Linked DNA regions of Mus musculus: regions 2, 3 and 4 are each linked to region 1. The links are chromatin loops, found by intact Hi-C in ENCODE. Cell type or tissue: heart. All regions are shown on one strand. Region 1 holds the start of Gm38798 (a long non-coding RNA gene). Region 2 holds the start of Zyx (zyxin). Region 3 holds the start of Tas2r126 (taste receptor, type 2, member 126). Region 4 holds the start of Casp2 (caspase 2).

Region 1 (5,000 bases):
CTTACCTGGTTTTACCCCACCCTGAAAACCTCCATCCCACCCCTCCCCCTGCTTCTATGAGGGCGTTCCTTCACCCACCCACCCACTCCCACCTCCCTACCCTTGAATTTCCCTACACTGGGGCATCTATGGAGCCTTCATAGGACCAAGAACCTGTCCTCTCATTGATGCTGGACAAGGCCATCCTCCCTCCATGTGTACTCTTTGGTTGGTGATTTAGTCCCTGGGACCTCTGGGGGAGTGGGGGTCTGGTTGGTTGATACTTTTGTTCTTCCTATGGGGTGGTAAACCCCTTCAGTTCCTACAGTCCTTTAACTCCTGTACTGGAGACCCCTTGCTCAGTCCAATGGTTGGCTGCCAGCATCTGCCTCTGTATTTGTAAGGCTCTGGCAGGGCCTCTCAGGAGACAGCTATCTTAAATATATTAAGTGATGTGGAAAGACCCTCTGTGGGTGGCACCCATTCCCTAACACTGGGATTCTGGATTGTATAAAGTGAAGAAGGCTACCTGAGCTCCGGCATGCTCTCTGCTCTTGACGACAGATGTGATGTGGCCAGCTTCTCCAAGCACCTCCCGCTGCAATTGCTCATGATGATGACTATAACCTGGAAATGCCTGCCCAAATAAACCCTTTCTACCCTATGTTGCTTTTATCTCTGTGATTTCATTATAGCAACAAGAAAAGAAACCATGACAACACTCTAAGGATTCCACAGTTACTTGCACATTAATGCTGTACTGTTTGTTTAGAATAGGCAAGATTAGGAACCAGCCTAGATGTTCATCAACAGACTGACGGATAAGGAAAATGTGATATGTATACATAAGGGAATTTTATTCCACTGTAAAGAAAAACAAACTTATCACAACCACACAGGAAAAAATATTCAACTGAAAGATCATTATACGAAGCTAAAAAAGTCAGTCTTTAAAAGAAAAATACTGTGTGTTTTCTCTAAGAATGTATGTGTGTGTATGTGTGTGTGGGGGGGGGGGGCGGGGGGTAGGGAGAGCAGTCAGGCCATGAAAGGAGGAAGGGAACTATTAAAGGGTATGAAGAAGGAAAGGTGATGGGGGTAAAAGAGGTAATGAAATGTGCAGGTCAAGAAACAGAAGCCAGTACCACTTAGGAGGAGGAAGGGGGGGGGTGGTCAGTAAAAGTGTGAGAGAAAAGATAAAGACTATTGGCAAGGGAGTAAATAAATACAAAATGTCAGATAATTTTGTAGGAAAATGTCACTATGGAACCCAAAATTTAACAAAAAAAATGAATAGAATGTCTTCTTGTAATCTGTAAATTCTGTGACTCTAGAGGTAGGAAAATGGTATCATACTTACATTCCTAGGACCTCTCCTGCTTCTCCAACCCAGTTTCTCTGTATTTTTTAATATTAAATTTTATTTTTAATCACATACATACATACATGCACACACACACACACACACACACACACACACACACTGTATCTTGAGTATATTAATTTCTCCCTCTCTCCAATTTCTCCCAGGTTACACATCTTCCTCCCTGTTTTCTGTCCTTCTTTTATAGTTTTTAATCTGTTAATGGATGTTTTTAACACACTGAGTTCCACTGGTCTTTCTCTTATGTGCATGGGCACAGAGTCATCTATTGTAAAGAGAGAACTCACCAGTGACCACACCTCTCCCTCAGAAAAGTGATTCTCCTTCCCTCAGGAGCTGATCCAACTCCCTTCCTCCCTCAACTTCCAATAGTTTTTCAGCTAGTAACTTTTAGCTGGGTTTGATCCTGTGTGAGCCCTGTGTAGGTCTCCACAGCTGCTTTGAGTTTATGTGAGCAACAGGCATGTCATGTCCAGAGGACAGCATTTCCCAACACTCCTGCTCACCCCCTGGCCCTTACATTCTTTCAACACCACATTCCATGATGTTTCCCGAGCCTTGGCATGGAAGGATTGATTCAAGCGTCCTATTTACAGCTAAACATGAACAATCACTTACTCTCAGCACTCGGAACAACAGTAATGCATCTCTGCCTTAGTCACTACCCACTAAAATAAGAAATTCCTCTGAGCAAGATTCGGAGCAGCACAAATCTATGGATAAAACCATAAGTATCTGGAAGGCAGCTTGACAACATGACCATTTAGAAAAGCGTCATTGGGTTCTCCCTTAGGGCCTATGACTTCCATAGCCATTGGTTTTGATGGACCGTGTTCAAAACACCAGGCATAAGCACTCCTATGCTGCTGGCCCCGGATCCAATCAAAAGAGTGTTTATTTACTGCTACTACTAGATAAGTAGGCGCAACTTGTCTCCCAGGACAGAGTTGTAGCAGGCAGTGTCCAGGTCTTGATTTGATCACTGATATCTTTTTTTCCTCAACACCCTGAAACTTTCTTTTTTTCCTGTACTTCACCGACCTTTCATGGCTATTCCTGTTCTTTGTAACTTATTTGGAGCAGGCTTTTGGCTTCTTGGCTCCTTTCCTTCTGTTTTTGAAACACTATGATAGAATTTTGCAAAAGAACTCATTTTATTTCTTCAATCTGAGGGTGGGGCGGCGGGGCGGGGATGGGGGTGGGGTGGAGGTACAGACGCTGCTGAAATTTCAGCCTGGACTTAGGGCGCCACCTGGAGGCGAGACAAGAAAGAGCCCAAGTTATTTAGCTGACAGAAATTTGGGGACTCCTCCTAACCTATAGGAATGTTCTTGGACTATATATAGTAAAAAGGGGTTGGTCATAATATCTAGATGAAAACGGAGTTTCTTTAAAGTTAATGTTTGGTGGGATTCAAATGACATGGAGAAGGAAAGGGGCTGGCAAGAAGGAAACCAGAGACCCAGAAATGGAAGCTTGGGGAATGTATTTAAAAGTCAATCATTTTCCTTGAAAGTTTCTGACTTCATCTCCCACAAAATGTTGCTGTAGCTATTCTCATAAGAACTAAATCTTGCATGTGGAAAGTGGGAAATGGCAGATCACTTTTTGGTCATCCAATCTGACCGTCAATGTGGTTATGTTAGCTATTATTAGTCAGAAGAGAATAGGAGAAATATTAGTTTTGCTGTGAGTACCCTGTAAAGACTGTTTTGAATTTCAGCAAATAGGGTAGTTTTCTGTAAGGACACGAGTTAGGGATCCTTAATCATTCTTCTACAATCTAACACAACCACGTGTACCTGTGGAAAGCTTTTTTATGTGTTAGGCACTGTGTTATGTTGGAGATAGAACTTTGAGAAATACAGGTGTCACCCTTGTCTTAATGAAATGGACAGTCGAGTGGAGTAAGAAAACACTAAATAGACAATTTTAAGAGTGATAAGATTTTACAGTTGCACGATGTGACTGTAGATAGACCATATACTGACTTATATATATGTGACTATAGACCATAAGACCATATACTTACTTAGTCGTGACACGTGGCTGGACATGTATTCTCTTCTAAGAGAGATACTTGGGATGTAGCTCAGTGGTGTCCAGTTGTTTAACACGCTGAAGACTCTTGATTTGATCCCAAGCATCCCTTGATCCTTGCATGTTAAGCAAGTGAGTATCATTGGGCTACATCCCTGGCTCTAGAGATATGGATAGACAGATGCTCTTGCCATAGGCTGATGGTCCTTTTTCTGGGAGGATGTAGAACTTTTGGACCTACCTTAAAGTCATAGACTCCTGGTGGTTGGGTGGGCCTTGAGAGCTATGGTCTATTTCTACTTTCTGTTCTCTCTGTTTCAGATTTGCTAAGATAAGAACAAAGGTGAGAGCAAGCTCCTGCAACTCCAAGCATCCCCTTTCCTGACATGATGCACTTTATTTTCTGAAATCATGAACAGAAATAGACTTCTCCTCCTTCGAGTCACTTCTGTTAGATACTTGGTCACAACAATGAGAGGAATAAATGGTACTCTTTGAATCATTTATCATCCTGGCCAACATTTCCATCAGACGTAAGCTATTTTATGTTTAACTGTCCTCACACGCTGGAACCCAGGTCATAGGAGCAAAAGAAAGACATGGACACAGGAGCACATATTCAGGAGAAGGTTCTCTGTGAGAGAGGACGGGTGCCACACTTCTCAAGCAGCAGGCAGGGGAGTTCTTGAAGAAAGGGACAATATTTTACTTGTCAGTAAAAGAAACACAAATCAACAGAAGCAAAAGCAATACTTTATTGATTTAGTAAATAAGACAATCTGAGTCTAGTCATGGAGCTTGAGTCACTACCACATCAAGATTCTTGAAAAATGTCCTAGGAGACACCGTTCTTCTTTTTTTTTTTTTAATAGCTTGTCAACTTTTATTTACAGAGTCCCATATGTGTGAAGATAATGCTAATACAAGACAATTTTACACTCATATGATTCATAGATGCCATGATTTTAAAAAGAAACTCTTTCCCAACTCTGTTTTTTGTTTTGTTTTTTTTTTTGTTTTTTTTTGTTTTTTTTTTTTGTTGTTGTTGTTTCTGTTTTTTTTTTTTTTTTTTTTTTCAAGACAGGGTTTCTCTGTGTAGCCCTGACTGTCCTGGAACTCACTCTGTAGACCAGGCTGGCCTTGAACTCAGAAATTTGCCTGCCTCTGCCTCCCAAGTGCTGGGATTAAAGGCGTGCACCACCACACCCAGCCCCAACTCTGTTTTTGTCATGCATTAGAAAAGTGCAGTGATTGGCAGGTTTAATTAAATCTTTAAGCATATGTAGTAAAGTCACTGGATTCAGCAAGTCAAGGGCTGTGGTTGACCATTTGTGTATTCATGCTTAAATTTGTGCTGGGGTATCAGGATCTCTTGGCTGACAGCCCATTTCAGCCATGTAGAGATGAAAGTCAGTTCTCAGTAGAAAATTTTACAAAACATAAAAACATAAAGGATTAGTATATTCATTCAGATAAGGACAGTGGAGACAGCACCCAATGATCTATGTTATTGATTTAGTATTTTTTCATTTTATGTGTATGTACATAAGGTACACACACATAAATATATATACATGCATATATTTGTCGTGTGTGT
Region 2 (5,000 bases), 230 kb before region 1:
CCCCCTTACCCACCCACCCCCACTCTCCTACCCTCCCACTCCCCCCCTTTGGCCCTGGCGTTCCCCTGTACTGGGGCACACAAAGTCTGCGTGTCCAATGGGCCTCTCTTTCCAGTGATGGCCGACTAGGCCATCTTTTGATACATATGCAGCTAGAGTCAAGAGCTCAGGGGTACTGGTTAGTTCATAATGTTGTTCCACCTATAGGGTTGAAGATCCCTTTAGCTCCTTGGGTACTTTCTCTAGCTCCTCCATTGGGAGCCCTGTGATCCATCCATTAGCTGACTGTGAGCATCCACTTCTGTGTTTGCTAGGCCCCGGCATAGTCTCACAAGAGACAGCTACATCTGGGTCCTTTCAGTAAAATCTTGCTAGTGTATGCAATGGTGTCAGCATTTGGAAGCTGATTATGGGGTGGATCCCTGGATATGGCAGTCTCTACATGGTCCATCCTTTCATCTCAGCTCCATACTTTGTTTCTGTAACTCCTTCCATGGGTGTTTTGTTCCCACTTCTAAGGAGGGGCATAGTGTCCACACTTCAGTCTTCATTTTTCTTGAGTTTCATGTGTTTAGGAAATTGTATCTTATATCGTGGGTATCCTAGGTTTTGGGCTAGTATCCACTTATCAGTGAGTACATATTGTGTGAGTTCCTTTGTGATTGTGTTACCTCACTCAGGATGATGCTCTCCAGGTCCATCCATTTGGCTAGGAATTTCATAAATTCATTCTTTTTAATAGCTGAGTAGTACTCCATTGTGTAGATGTACCACATTTTCTGTATCCATTCCTCTGTTGAGGGGCATCTGGGTTCTTTCCAGTTTCTGGCTATTATAAATAAGGCTGCTATGAACATAGTGGAGCATGTGTCCTTCTTACCAGTTGGGGCTTCTTCTGGATATATGCCCAGGAGAGGTATTGCTGGATCCTCCGGTAGTACTATGTCCAATTTTCTGAGGAACCGCCAGACTGATTTCCAGAGTGGTTGTACAAGCCTGCAATCCCACCAACAATGGAGGAGTGTTCCTCTTTCTCCACATCCTCGCCAGCATCTGCTGTCACCTGAATTTTTGATCTTAGCCATTCTCACTGGTGTGAGGTGGAATCTCAGGGTTGTTTTGATTTGCATTTCCCTGATGATTAAGGATGTTGAACATTTGACTCTAACCTCCACCTGAGAAATCCTGGGCCAGTCACTCTGACCCTTTCAGAAATTCTGTTTTGTTTCTAATTTGTACTTAAAACGGCTGGCTTAAAACTCTAAGCTCTAATATTCTGCATCTTGAATGCTCTTAGTTGTCTGTGAAATTGAGTCTGCCTACACACTCTCCTATTCTTGATTTATAAATAGGTTCAGCTGCCAACAATTAAACAGACTCTATTTTCCGATGTTCCTTAAAGAGGCTTTTAGAGGGTAGGTGGCTTTTACTCTTATAAAGTTATCTGGAAACTCCATTTCCCCATACAGGCATATTTAGAAGGATGGTGATGACTCTTGGTCTGAAAAGCCCAAGAAACAATCTCCGACACACAGAGTAAATCCAGTATCAAATTTCTAACAGATCTTCATAGGAACAGGCCTAGGACCAGCTCGTGCATGTTAGGGTGTGTCTACCTGAGCACTTTGTGTCATGTATGGTCACACATGAAACGCAAAACACTGGTGATGGAAACATTAAGATGACAGAGAAAAGAGAGACTAGCGGGGCCTGGAAAGATGATGAATGTATAGTCATAGATATGACTCAAGGCTTAAGGTTGACAGTAGGAGAGGGCTTTGAATCTCCTAAGACACAGTAAACCTGCCTGGCAAGCTAGAAGGGAGCATGTGAGAGAAAGCTGCCTAGGTTAACTGGCTGGAAATTTCCGTTGTTTTCCAGGCTGGAACTTGGAAGTAATACTGAGAACTATATAGAATTTTCAGGCATGGCATGTTATTTATCTCTTCACATAAAGCAGCAGGCAAACGAACTAAATGCCATCCCTTTTACAATGGAGGCAATGAAACCGAATGAATGAAAAATCTTGTCCACTGAGTTGGAAACCAGGCTCCCTGACCTCACGGAGTTTCTCCATCTTTGCCAACAGGGTTAATTAACTCTGACCTGAGTGCAACCCTTGGGGCCGTCTTTTCAGGTAACATCCCCCAGTTTCTTATCCTAGGTTCATGGGGTTAGTTTGCATGCCCCTAAAGCATAGCTCAAGGACATATACTGACCAACCATACTGGACAGTAGGGTGCAGCAGATGGGGAGCGCCAAGGTTTGGAGCCTCAGCCAGGGATGACAGGGCGAAACCAAAGGAAGCACCGAGGGTTGGATATTGGACTAGAGGCTCTAGCTCGTAACTCTATAATTTGGACGAAGTTTCCGTGTGTTGTTTAAAAAAAAAAAAAGAAGAAGAAGAAGAAGATCGGAAGGGAAAGATGCAAGATTAAGAAAGTAAGAAAAGCAGACACCAGCTTAGTCATATCTCTTTCATGTAGCCTGGGGCAGTCTCAGGCTGAGGAATCTGGTAGGACCAGTGGGGGGCTCCACCGAGCTTTGTCCCGGGGCGCGCTGACAACCCAAAGACTCTTGAGGGACTGGGAAAGGCTTGCTGAAGGGATCCTCAAGGACTAGTCCCCGGGGGCTATTTGGGTCTTCCTAGGTTGTCTGACCACTCGCCCTGACTTCGCCCTTGTACCTCCATTCCTGGACTCAAAGCACTGGACTCTTGTCCCCGGGGCAATACTATTGCAGGCGGGTCTAGGGCAAAGCGAATTCCTAGAAGCCTTAAGAGGCTGCCTAGCTCAGGAAGTTAGCATTCCCCCAGCTTAGGCTCCTGCTCACACACTAGTGGGTTACAGAAGGCCGGCCTGGGAGCCAAGTGCCCGCAGGGCCAACGTCCCTTCACCATCCCCCGCCCACCCAGGAGTACAGTTCCATCCCAGTCCTGCGTTCCGGGACTGACCACAGGACACGTGGGACGCGGAGCTGAAGCTGCAGGGAGGGGCGGGGTCGGTCAATGGCAGGCAGGCCCGGGGTGCGCGACTGAGCTGCTTCAGGACCGCTGGGATTACTAGCCAGCCTGCTCAGCCTGGAGTGCGGACAGTGAGTCAGTTCTCCAGCACTCGCGGGTCGGGAGGAGGGAGGTGGGGTAGGTGGCAGGTCAGGAAATGACATCAGAGGCCTGTGCTGGGGAAGGGTGGTCTGTGCCCGGCGGGGGCGGTGGTGAGTAGGGAGGCCGCAGGCGGACCTTTGCAGAGCCTGGAGCCCGGGGCAGGACCTGGGCCCCTTCCTGGGGGAGTTTCCTGTCGGGTCCTCCCTCCCCGGTCTCTCCCCGCCCCCTCTCCGGGCCGCTCCTTGTATGGTCTGGGCGCCGCTCTCTCCCCGCCCCCTCCCTCCCTTCCCGTGCACGACGTCCCTCCCCGCTTGGCTAGAAGCGGCTCCGGACCGGGACGCAGAGTCCGCGGACTCGGCGCCGAGGCGGTCATCCGAGACGCGCCTCTCACGCTCCTGCGCGCGGTGAGGAGCGGGGAGAAGCTCCGCCGCCCCGGGAAGGGGACGCGGGGAGGCGCGGGTGGGGTCACCGAGGGGCGCTTAGACCGAGGAGTGTCAGTCCGACACCGCTCTGCGTAACCTGACGACCCCACCCCCTGCAGCCCGGCCTGGCCATGGCGGCCCCCCGCCCGCCTCCCGCGATCTCCGTCTCCGTCTCGGCCCCCGCGTTTTACGCCCCGCAGAAGAAGTTCGCCCCGGTTGTGGCCCCAAAGCCCAAAGTGAATCCTTTCCGGCCTGGGGACAGCGAGCCTCCTGTAGCAGCCGGGGCCCAAAGAGCGCAGATGGGTCGGGTGGGCGAGATCCCACCACCACCCCCGGAAGGTATGCGGCTGGGATTGGGGGCCCTGATCTTTCTCGGGCGCCAGGGGTGGGGGTCGGTGGTTTGGGGAATTTGGGGTTGTCTGAAAAGGCTGTTGCGGAGGGGGCTGGGCGCTGGGTGGCTACCCTGTCCTGAGCAGATGTTCTTACCTCATCTTGGAGCTCCTGGCTGGGAGCCAGGACCCTTGGGACTGTTCCAAGTCTCCCGCCTGGGGGTAGGAGGCGGGAATGTGGGCCAGGAATCTTCCCCTCTGGATCCGTTCTCTGAAGTGTAACGGGAGCTGCACGGTTCTTCAACCTGGCTCGTTCTCACTCGACCTGCTTCGCCCAGGGCATCCTGAGCCCCTCGTTATGGTCTGCACACACTCTTGGGATGCAGGAAAGAGTTCTTGGATTAGGGGTTAAAGCAGTCGTCTGAGGAGAGGAGGAAAGAGGGTCGGTACTGATAGCCTTTTCTCTCCTTCCTACCCAGACTTTCCTTTGCCCCCTCCTCCCCTTATTGGGGAGGGCGACGACTCAGAGGGTGCCCTGGGAGGTGCCTTCCCACCTCCACCTCCCCCGATGATCGAGGAACCATTCCCCCCTGCTCCTCTGGAGGAGGACATCTTCCCCTCCCCTCCACCTCCACTGGAGGAGGAGGGAGGGCCTGAGGCCCCTACCCAGCTCCCACCGCAGGTAGGGAGGGCTTGGAAGGGCAGCTTTGCTGGAGATGGGGTGGGGGACACCTCCATGGGCTGGAGAGGAGTGGGGTGACAAGGGAAGACTGGGATGGGTGCTCTGACCCTTGACCCTCCAGCCCAGGGAGAAAGTGTGCAGTATTGACCTGGAGATTGACTCTCTGTCCTCACTGCTGGACGACATGACCAAGAACGATCCCTTCAAAGCCCGGGTAAGGGGCAGGACAGTAGGAAAGTCTGGGCCTAGAAGGAGAGGAGGGAATGCAAGGAAGAGATGACAACCTCGTCTAAGTGCATTTCTCTCCCCTCTGCTTCTCCTTGCAGGTATCATCCGGATATGTACCCCCACCAGTTGCCACTCCATTTGTTCCCAAGCCTAGTACCAAACCTGCCCCTGGGGGCACAGCACCCTTGCCTCCTTGGAAGACCCCTTCTAGCTCCCAGCCACCACCTCAGCCGCAG
Region 3 (5,000 bases), 150 kb before region 1:
ATTTGCCTAAGAATTTCAAAAATTCATTGTTTTTAATAGCTGAGTAGTACTCCATTGTGTAAATGTACCACATTTTCTGTATCCATTCCTCTGTTGAGGGACATCTGGGTTCATTCCAGCTTCTGTATATAATAAATAAGGCTGCTATGAACATAGTGGAGCATGTGTCCTTATTACAAGTTGAAACATCTACTGGGTATATATGCCCAGGAAGAGGTATTGCTGGATCTTCCAGTAGTACTATGTCCAATTTTCTGTGGAACCACCAGACTGATTTCCAGAGTGGTTGTACAAGCCTGCAATCCCACCAGCATTGGAGGAGTGTTCCTCTTTCTCTACATCCTCACCAGCATCTGCTGTCACCTGAATTTTTGATCTTAGCCATTCTGACTGGTGTTAGGTGGAATCTCAGGGTTGTTTTGTTTGGTTTCTTTAAAACTCGTTTGTAGAATATGTGAAAGATAATTGCTTCTTTGATTATGCAGAATTCACACCTAAGATTATATGAACATAAAAAATATAAAGGAAATACAACATTAAAAGAAGTATAACAATGTTTCAGTAACCATTCTAAAGGAATGTATAAAATATGGTACTGAAAACAAGACATATAGATAATGAGTCTGCAGAGAGATCAGACTCAAGTTTATACATTTGTGGTCAGCTGAATTTTGACTAAAATGCCAAGAATATGCATTGGGGAAAAGATGGTTTCCTCAATAAATGATTCTGGGGGAAATGGGGGAAACTAGATATAAATAGGTAGAAAAATGAAGCCAGACCCTTATATTACTTGATACACAAACTTGCTTAAAATAGGTTGAACACTCAAACCTAAGATCTTAAATCATAAAACTATAAGAAGTAAAGACAAGTGAACACTTCCTGACATCGATATGGACACTGAGCTTTGTGATATCACACAGAAAATACAGAGAAGGAAAACTAAAATAGAGAAGGAGGGTTATATCAGAATAAAAAGTCCATGCACAGTAAAGGAAGCAATCGGTACAGTGGTAAAGATAATTATTCCTTCAGGCATACAAACATTACACACAAGGTTATATGGGACAAGGAAGATCAAAGAAATACAAAACAGAAGGAACGCAGTAAATTTCCAGTAACCAACCCAAAAGAATGCAAACAACATGGTACTGTGATAAAACCAGATATACAGACCAACCAGACACAACAGAGAGCTCAGACTTAACTTTACACACACGCAGGCAACTGAACTTTGACTTGGGTGCCAAGAATAGGCAATGTGGGAAGAATGGTTTCTTCACTAAGAAAGAAGAAAATTGTAAGGGAATTATACAGCTCAATAGCAAAATCATCCCCAAACAACCTGATTTAAATGTGAGCAAAGGATCTGAGATGATGATAGTTTTCAAAAGTGGCATACAAACAGACAAGAAATGTCTGAAATGGGCTCAAAATGGGCTCAGCACCATCGACTCAGAGAAATGCAAATCAAACCATGAAGAAGCATTACCTCACACCTGTTAGTGCTTACCAAAAGGAGATAAGTGGTGGGGAGGAGGCAGAGAAAACAAGTTCCTGTATGTACTGGTTGAAATGTAAATTGGTATAGGCAGTTTGGGAAATAATATAGATGTTTACTGGAGAAGGAGAGAGAGAGAGAGAGAGAGAGAGAGAGAGAGAGAGAGAAATTAATTTATCATTCAACAGTCCCATTCTTGGGTGTATGTTATATCTTAGTTTCTTTTCTGTCACTCTAACAAAATACTTTATGTTGGGTAGTTTTTAAAAAGAATGGGTTATTCCTTCTCAGAGTTTAGAAGCTCAGGATTATGGCTCTGGTGTTTGCGGAGCTTCTAGTAAAGGAAGGTGTCATGTGAGGTAAGTGGGTGGATGCAGAAGACAGTCCCACATCAAAAGGTCAGGGAGACACTGCCATCACTTCAGTTGTTCAAGGAAACCAATCCTTGCTAGTCCTGCTAGAGAGCGAGTGTACATGAAAAAAAAAACCTCTCTTAATGAACTCTCACCTCTGAAAGTTCTCAACACCATTTAATATGGCTACACTGGAACCAATGTTCAGCATGAGTTTTGGTGTGGACCGAGCATATTCAAACCAGAACAGCAAATACCCAAAGGAAGTAAAATCATAAATCAGAGATATAAGCACTTTCATGTCCGTTACAATATCAGTGACAGTAGCCAAGACATGGAGGCAACCTAAGAAAGTATTAATATGTAAATGAATGAAGAAATAAGTTATATAACCAGTATAAAATATTATTCAGCCTTAAATAATGACATACTACTATGTGAAACAACACAAATGGGCATTATGTTCTAGAACACATTAAGCTAAGCAAAGAATTCTAGACAAGGAAAGACACACACTAAATGACTTTACTTGTGGGACCTAAAATAACCAAAATAAGTCAAAATCACAGTGATGTTACTAGGGATCTAGGATAAGGGAATGAAGAGAAAGATGTTGGTCATAGAGTACAAAAATTCAGCTAAGAACTCAGTCCTGGAGGCTGAATGTATAGCTGTGTGACAGACAGCAGCTAGCCATACCAGAGTATACACTTGCCTCTTGCTGAAAGAGTAGATCTTATGTGTCCTTGTCACACATAAAAGTAATTGAAAAAGTAACTCTCTGAGATGACAGATACGTTAAAATGGTTTTACTTTTCAACCTGCTCCAGTAGGGGTCCCTTTAATGTTTGTGCTAGTAGATGGGGGACTCTCAAGTATCTTTGTGGTAGACAAATCTAAGGTGGCCTTCATGAATACCAACCCAGACTTTTGTGACTTTGTGATCCCCCACTTTTGAAGTGGATAAGAGCTGTGACTTGAGTCTAATCAAAGGAGTCCAACGTGTTGTTTATTCTGTAACAGTGCTTTGTGTTTCTAGTTAATAACACAGGCAAAGAAGGCTAGGGTGACATTCCTAGGATTGTGTTATTTCTATCTTGCTCATGCCTCCCTCTGCTGGTCTAATGAAATAAGTCAGTGGCCATATTTAAATATGACTACGTGGCAAATACTGATGATAGCCTGTGTGTTCCAACAAATATCCAGTAGGAGACCTAGGCATTCAGTCCTGCAGCCACAAGGAAATAGGTTCTTTCACTGGAAAAAGAGCAGTTTAGATGGTTATAAATTACTTAATCCATAGAAGCCATAGGGGCTTTATGTAGAGATTTGGGTAGAGAGGTAGACCTAGATATTGACTTAGGAGTGGCTATTCCTGAGTGGGGGTAGATATATGGCAGGGAAACTCAGATAAGAAAGACTTCTTTAGTGTCACGATTTTTCCTAGGTATCTCCTTGTGCCAGATATCTATGCGTCTATGTACCTACCTACCTACCTACCTACCTACCTACCTACCTACCTACTGACACCTAATAGGAAGAGGCAAGTGGTCACAACCTGCAATGATGGGATAAGAATGATGGAACTCAGTTACCAAGATTAAAATACCTTCCCCACTGATGTTATTGCAAGCATGGCAGCATGTAGGCAAAATCAGAGAAGGCAAATCATGAGCAGCTGCTGCCCCATGGTACCCGAGCCCGGGAAATATTTGCATCATATCTGAGCCAAAAGCACACCTTTTATCTACTGCCTGAGCATTTTTCACATTGAAGTTCTGGCTCACATGCAGAATCCAACCATTTATCTCCTGTCTCCAGAAGGGAGTGTCAGGGACTGTGGGTAGGGGCAGGGAGGAGGCCAGGAACCAAGGCAATCAGTGGTGACAGGAGGAGGGACTGAAATGCTACCAACATTATCAGTTTTCTTCATGTTGACCTTTGTTCTGCTCTGTTTCCTGGGGATCCTGGCCAACGGCTTCATTGTGCTGATGCTGAGCAGGGAATGGCTACTGCGTGGTAGGCTGCTCCCCTCGGACATGATCCTCTTCAGTTTGGGCACCTCCCGATTCTTCCAGCAGTGTGTGGGATTGGTCAACAGTTTCTATTACTTCCTCCATCTGGTTGAGTACTCCGGGAGCCTTGCCCGGCAGCTCATTAGTCTTCACTGGGACTTCTTGAACTCAGCCACTTTCTGGTTTTGTACCTGGCTCAGCGTCCTGTTCTGTATCAAGATTGCTAACTTCTCCCATCCTGCCTTCCTGTGGTTGAAGTGGAGATTCCCAGCGTTGGTGCCCTGGTTCTTGTTGGGCTCTATCTTGGTGTCCGTCATTGTAACTCTGCTGTTCTTTTGGGGAAACCACACTATATATCAGGCATTCTTAAGGAGAAAGTTTACTGGGAACACAACCTTTAAGGAGTGGAACAGAAGGCTGGAAATAGACTATTTCATGCCTCTGAAAGTTGTCACCATGTCAATTCCTTGTTCTCTTTTTCTGGTCTCAATTTTGCTGTTGATCAGTTCTCTCAGAAGGCATTCGCTAAGAATGCAGCACAATACCCACAGCTTGCAAGACCCCAACGTCCAGGCTCACAGCAGAGCCCTGAAGTCACTCATCTCATTCCTGGTTCTTTATGCGGTGTCCTTTGTGTCCATGATCATTGATGCTACAGTCTTCATCTCCTCAGATAATGTGTGGTATTGGCCCTGGCAAATTATACTTTACTTTTGCATGTCTGTACATCCATTTATCCTCATCACCAATAATCTCAGGTTCCGCGGCACCTTCAGGCAGCTACTCCTGTTGGCCAGGGGATTCTGGGTGGCCTAGAAGGCTTGGTCTCTTTATCTAGAGCCTTTGAAGAGACTCAGGTGAGGGTAACTTCACTTGGAAGTGAGCTCATCTACGTGGAAATGTCTTTGTAGGCAGGCATGGGGTCATACTGTGAGGTTCCTCATTGGGAAAGAGGAGAAGAAAATACAGAGTGTCCTTCCTTACCTTAGGATATTATGAAAGTGGAAATTCCGAATCCTGGACCAGTATTGATCTAAGTGCAAAGTACAATATGTCCTGTTCCTTTCATGTCTGTTTTCCTTTTGTTACTGATTCATTCTCTAGGGAATAGTCTTGATCAACTGAATC
Region 4 (5,000 bases), 320 kb before region 1:
TGCCCCAGCCTGGGAGAAGAGCGCCTCCTAGTGCTTTCCGTCTTCCCTGCATCCTGGCCCTGGAAGTTCAAGGCGAACAAGGATAACAAGGGAAGCCCAGCCCCTTTGGTCTCTTGTAGTTACTTCAGGAGGGGTCGGAGGAACCAGGGGAGGGGGCTGCGGTTTCCGCGGGAATCGATAGCCAATCAGGTCCCCGAGTAGGAGAACCCTCGCTCTTTTCCCGCCCCTTCCCGTTCCTTCTAGCGCCTCCTCTCTTCCCATTGGGCTGTGCGAGCCTCAGCGAGCAGTGTGCGCTTGCGCATGTCCCGGCGTGGGTGGGGCTTGCTGGCGTCGGGCGGAGCCGTGCGCAAGCGCGGCGCGGTGGGAGGCTGGGGGAGGGATGCGGGGGCTGGCGCGGCCCAGCGTTTGTTTGTTTTGTGGGTGGTGCGTGTGCAGCCCGGGAAAAGCTGGAAATGGCGGCGCCGAGCGGGAGGTCGCAGTCCTCCCTGCACAGGAAGGGGCTGATGGCGGCTGACAGGAGGAGCAGGTGAGGAGGGCAGAGGAGGGGAGGCGGCCAGGCGAGCGGCGCGGCTTCTTGGCCTGGTGCCGCGTGTACAGGGGCTGCAGCAGCCTCCCTTTGTCCAGCGCAGAGGAGTCTATGAGAGCGATCTTGTCCGTCCCGCGCTACTTCTCGCCTGCGGCATCTCACCTTTTCCAGAGATGCTCCGGCTTTTCCTTCCAGTTCTTAGCTGAGGACTTAAACTCATTTCTCTTTAAAAACCAGAGACTTCGCAGCTCGGCCTTGGGCGCATTTGACTTGGATTGACTATCTCGTGCCCTGCACTGCTTTCTCATATAATAGATGTTTGTCAGAGAGTTCCACACAGGTTTGGGGGATTTGAATCCTTTGAGAGGATTAGATGGTTCCCGTTTCTCCGCCTCCTCCGTCAGTTTCGATGAAAACATTGCACAGGACGACACAATTTTATTGTTTCCTGTCCAGACCTCTAACATTAATATAGAAACGGGAACTCTTACAGGACACGGAATCAAAGCGTTAGAAACCTCTCGGTGTTCTTTTTCTCCATTCCACTTTTCATGGGTGCCCTAAAATTCCAGGTGACTGGAAACTTCGGGAAAGTTCATATTTTAAGCCTGGTAGTTTGAGATAAAAGGAAGTGGCAGGTGTGCGGAGTAGGTGGAGCCTCAGATAAAACACGGTGACGACTGCTTCGTTAAAAATTCAAGCCTGGGACATAAGAGGATTTAGAACTGGAGTCAGTAAATTGTACCTGAGGATGCAATTGTCTAGAGAAAAGCCCCCTCCCCTTTATTTTTTTGCAAGGGTGTCCTAGTGCAGGGCCAGCATTTAAAGGCTACAAGGCTGTAATCCTGGCATCCTGATGCCTGAGGCAAGAGAATCAGAAACTGAAAATGAGTTTGGTCTCCTGGTCTAGTCCTGTCAAAGAGAATGAGGTGTTGGGGGAGAGGTCAGGTGCCCTCTACAGGAAACCGGAACATGGCTAGCCAACTGAAACTGGAGAGAGCAGTAGAGTGGAAGTCGAGGAAATGAAGCCGCTTAAGAAATGGATCTTCCTAATGACCTAAGAACTCTGCTCTACCATTCATTATATACCTAATGATAAACCCAGCTAACAGCTGCTGTATTCATTTTAATTTAACCAAGGTCCTGTATTTATCCCCATTACTGTGTTGTCTTGTAAGGTGATTCTTAACTGAGGTTTTAAATTCATGTAGAGCATGAATTTTAAAACCTCAGTTAAAATTCTAGTGAATTTTGAAATAGCAGGTACATTCTGAATATTTACTCTGCGTCAATACCTCTTGCTAATGCAGTTTCTCAGGACCCTATTTTTCCATCTAACTGTGGCCTGAAAGGACTTAAAGGAGCCTTTATACAAGGGGCATTCGACCAGTGCGTGGTATTTCAGTGATTGAAGGTGCTTACTTGTGCTCCTATATTTTACCTGCATTGAAATCGGGATTCATCTAAAAATCTCTGATGTATAAAGTCAACTGTTACACTGTCACTCCATTGTCATCAGACTTAAGCATTTTTTCATACTAAATAAGATCAGGGAGATTCATTGGACACATAAAGGATGTATATTGGAAATGGTATTCACCATTCTTGAGCATAAGCAGGTCTCTTTACAAATTTGAGAGGAAAAACTATGGAATCTTTTAAATACATTTATTGCTGGGAACTAAATTACCAAGATAATTTAACCATTGCTTACACTGTCCTTGTGATTACAATTTATACCGTGTTCACCATTAGTATCTACCTTCTGTGGCTTTCACTCAGTTTCACTTACCCATACCTTGTAGGATTTTTGATCACTTTTTAGTATTAGTTTATCATGGAAATGTAAGATATTTTTGATATTTATGTGAGCCATCTAGAGCAAGTGTGTGTGTCTTAGAGATATGGGTGTTAGCTTTAGGTTTTTATTACTTTATTCCTGTCCTAAGATCATTTTCAACTTAGGTTCGATTTCTAAGATAAAAAGTATGTCATGTTTTCTGAACACTAAAGCTTGTCTGTCAGAGAAGTGTTTCTTCTCTTGGATGTGTTTGTGCTTCTTTATATTAATTTGACCAAGTTGGCTCTTTGCTCTCCTAATCAGATCATTATCTCAGATAGTCTGATGCAAACATTCTCTAGAGAATTATACCTTATGTCCTTAGGGTCAGCATATTACTGCATAGTACATTCTGATGTAAAGAGATTTAACAAAATGTGCCTTGTGTGTGCTTTTTATCCACTTCTCTTCTGTGTTCAGGCTTACGCTTGAAAGTCCCTGTGTCTGCCTTCTTTCTGTAGGATTTTGGCAGTGTGTGGAATGCATCCTGACCACCAGGAAACACTGAAAAAGAATCGAGTGGTGCTGGCCAAGCAGCTGCTGCTGAGCGAGCTGTTAGAACACCTCCTAGAGAAGGACATTATCACTTTGGAAATGAGGGAGCTCATCCAGGTATCTGGGTGGGGAAGGCTCCAGGAAGATAAACTGGTCTGAGGCAGGCTTGGAGAAGGGTGTGCTGAGGAAGAGGAATGCCCTTGTCCGGCTTGAGAGTTTGATAGAAAACCTTGTCTGTGCATTCTCACTCTGTAAAGAGGAATTGCAAAGATGAATGAGCACGCTACTCTAGGAACCTCACGTGGAAAAATAGCATTACAGCTAGATAAATATAATTTAGTATTGTTTTCCTGTTCCTTAGGCCAAAGGGGGCAGTTTCAGCCAGAATGTGGAACTCCTCAACCTGCTGCCAAAGAGAGGACCCCAGGCTTTTGATGCCTTCTGTGAAGCCCTGCGGGAGACCAGGCAGGGTCACTTGGAAGACTTACTGCTCACAACCCTCTCAGATATTCAGCACGTACTCCCACCGGTATGAAGCCCTAGGACTGTAGCCTGGGGTGGGTTAGTTTGTCCAGAAAATATATAGAGCAAGGGGTGTGGGAAAGAGAAACTTGATTTTAGTTAAGACAGAACCATCTCTCTGAGGTCATGGTGAGTCTTTTGATTTCTTTCAGTTGAGCTGTGACTATGACACAAGTCTCCCTTTCTCGGTGTGTGAGTCCTGCCCTCCTCACAAGCAGCTCCGCCTATCCACAGGTGAGAATGAAAAGGACAAAAGGAACCTCCCACGTTGACTTAACCTGCTTTTCCACTAGTATCTGACTTTTCCCTAAAAGTGAGACGAATTTCACGACAGGAACAGGGCCTTATGAATTTTGACAGGCAAGCAAGATTGGTTTGGTTAGAGGGATATAAATTGGATCCATTCCCTTCCATCATATGTAGTATTCTTCAAAATAATTGGCTTTTTTTGTGTACCTTATGGAGATGGAAAATGCAATTTACTGTGTATGATTTGAGTTGCCTTCTCTGTAAAGCCAAACAAGAAAAGCAGGGATGTAGATTCAGGGCTCCCTGTCTGCAGTGAGGTGACTAGAACCAGGCTTGTCTCAGAAGCACTTTCTACCACTCAGCAAGTTGAGTATCTACTGTTTGAAGCCATGGGGGGGGGGGGGGGCGGGGGCTAGTGATGAACAGAAGCCAACAGGGTCTGTGCAAGCGTTGAGCTTACATGTTAGAGGAAATAAACGTTAAAGCCTACATTTAAAGTGTGCCCTACAGTTAAAATGACTAATTAATGAAGTTACAGGAGCAGTGCTGAAATGTGTACTAACTTTTGGCATTCTCCCACAGATGCTACGGAACACTCCTTAGATAATGGTGATGGTCCTCCCTGTCTTCTGGTGAAGCCATGCACTCCTGAGTTTTACCAGGCACACTACCAGCTGGTGAGTTTACATAATTTCAAGAAGAGAGGAGGGGACTGAGAGGCTTTCCTGGTCTTCTGAGTGTTTTGCTGCTTTTGCCCTTGTGAGAATGTCATCGATGACTGATGCCTTCTGTGGCTTCTCCTTGTTACCTAGTGTGATTTAAAAAAAAAAAAATACAGGAGGTTGGATTTGGGGAGTTGTCTGCCTTTGGGATGTGGGTTATTATTTGGGGTGTGTTTTGAAATTTTTGATCTTGTAGGGTAACGACATTGCCTGTCATCAAGAAGCTCCTGGTCTAATTGGCCTCCTCCTTCTAGGCCTATAGGTTGCAATCTCAGCCCCGTGGCTTGGCACTGGTGCTGAGCAATGTGCACTTCACTGGAGAGAAAGACCTGGAATTCCGCTCTGGAGGGGATGTGGACCACACTACTCTAGTCACCCTCTTCAAGCTTTTGGGCTACAATGTCCATGTGCTACATGACCAGACCGCACAGGTACTCGAGGCTGGAAAGGCTGACATGTATATTGGGTGGGCTGCACTTGGGGGCTGAGTGCTTCTGTTCCTCTTGTTCCTGCTGGATGTTTCTCACTGTTGTGCTGCTTCCTGCGATCTAGTAAAAGGAACTAGGGCCAGCCAGTTTCTGAACATTGCTGTCTCAGGGTAACTGAGATTTCATGGAGTTAGAATAGTACAGGGAGGCTTGGGTTC

Evidence for each region. Peaks named below come from ENCODE experiments on the same cell type or tissue, not always from the same donor. Only the 100,000 strongest peaks of a DNase experiment are listed, where the experiment ranks them.
Region 2: a loop joins it to region 1, with 7 times the contacts of the local background. A loop is called at or near these places in 10 of 42 quality-filtered maps.
Region 3: a loop joins it to region 1, with 2.8 times the contacts of the local background. A loop is called at or near these places in 3 of 42 quality-filtered maps.
Region 4: it touches region 1 in a loop (5-fold over the local background); 3 of 42 quality-filtered maps call a loop at or near these places.

The regions. Positions count from the first base shown.
Region 1 is chr6:42,581,082-42,586,081 of GRCm38, forward strand. It overlaps Gm38798 (a long non-coding RNA gene), which reads right to left and starts at 646. Exons shown (of 3, transcript XR_869010.3): 1 at 509-646. In heart, a CTCF peak has its summit at 2,643 (motif pointing left); no DNase peak of the experiment used is centred here; H3K4me3 peaks cover 448 bases.
Region 2 is chr6:42,346,613-42,351,612 of GRCm38, forward strand. It overlaps Zyx (zyxin), which reads left to right and starts at 3,216. Exons shown (of 10, transcript NM_011777.3): 1 at 3,216-3,507; 2 at 3,645-3,864; 3 at 4,334-4,536; 4 at 4,658-4,750; 5 at 4,863-5,000. The coding sequence starts at 3,657. In heart, CTCF peaks have their summits at 2,516 (motif pointing right), 3,216 and 4,068; DNase peaks (open chromatin) are centred at 2,639, 3,159, 3,959 and 4,609; H3K4me3 peaks cover 2,926 bases; H3K27ac peaks cover 2,851 bases.
Region 3 is chr6:42,430,774-42,435,773 of GRCm38, forward strand. Tas2r126 (taste receptor, type 2, member 126) reads left to right here and starts at 3,762. Exons shown (of 1, transcript NM_207028.1): 1 at 3,762-4,688. The coding sequence starts at 3,762. The coding sequence ends at 4,688. In heart, a CTCF peak has its summit at 2,978 (motif pointing left); a DNase peak (open chromatin) is centred at 3,808.
Region 4 is chr6:42,264,672-42,269,671 of GRCm38, forward strand. Casp2 (caspase 2) reads left to right here and starts at 314. Exons shown (of 11, transcript NM_007610.2): 1 at 314-526; 2 at 2,828-2,978; 3 at 3,223-3,390; 4 at 3,536-3,617; 5 at 4,215-4,309; 6 at 4,609-4,785. The coding sequence starts at 453. In heart, a CTCF peak has its summit at 37; a DNase peak (open chromatin) is centred at 240; H3K4me3 peaks cover 2,158 bases; H3K27ac peaks cover 1,700 bases.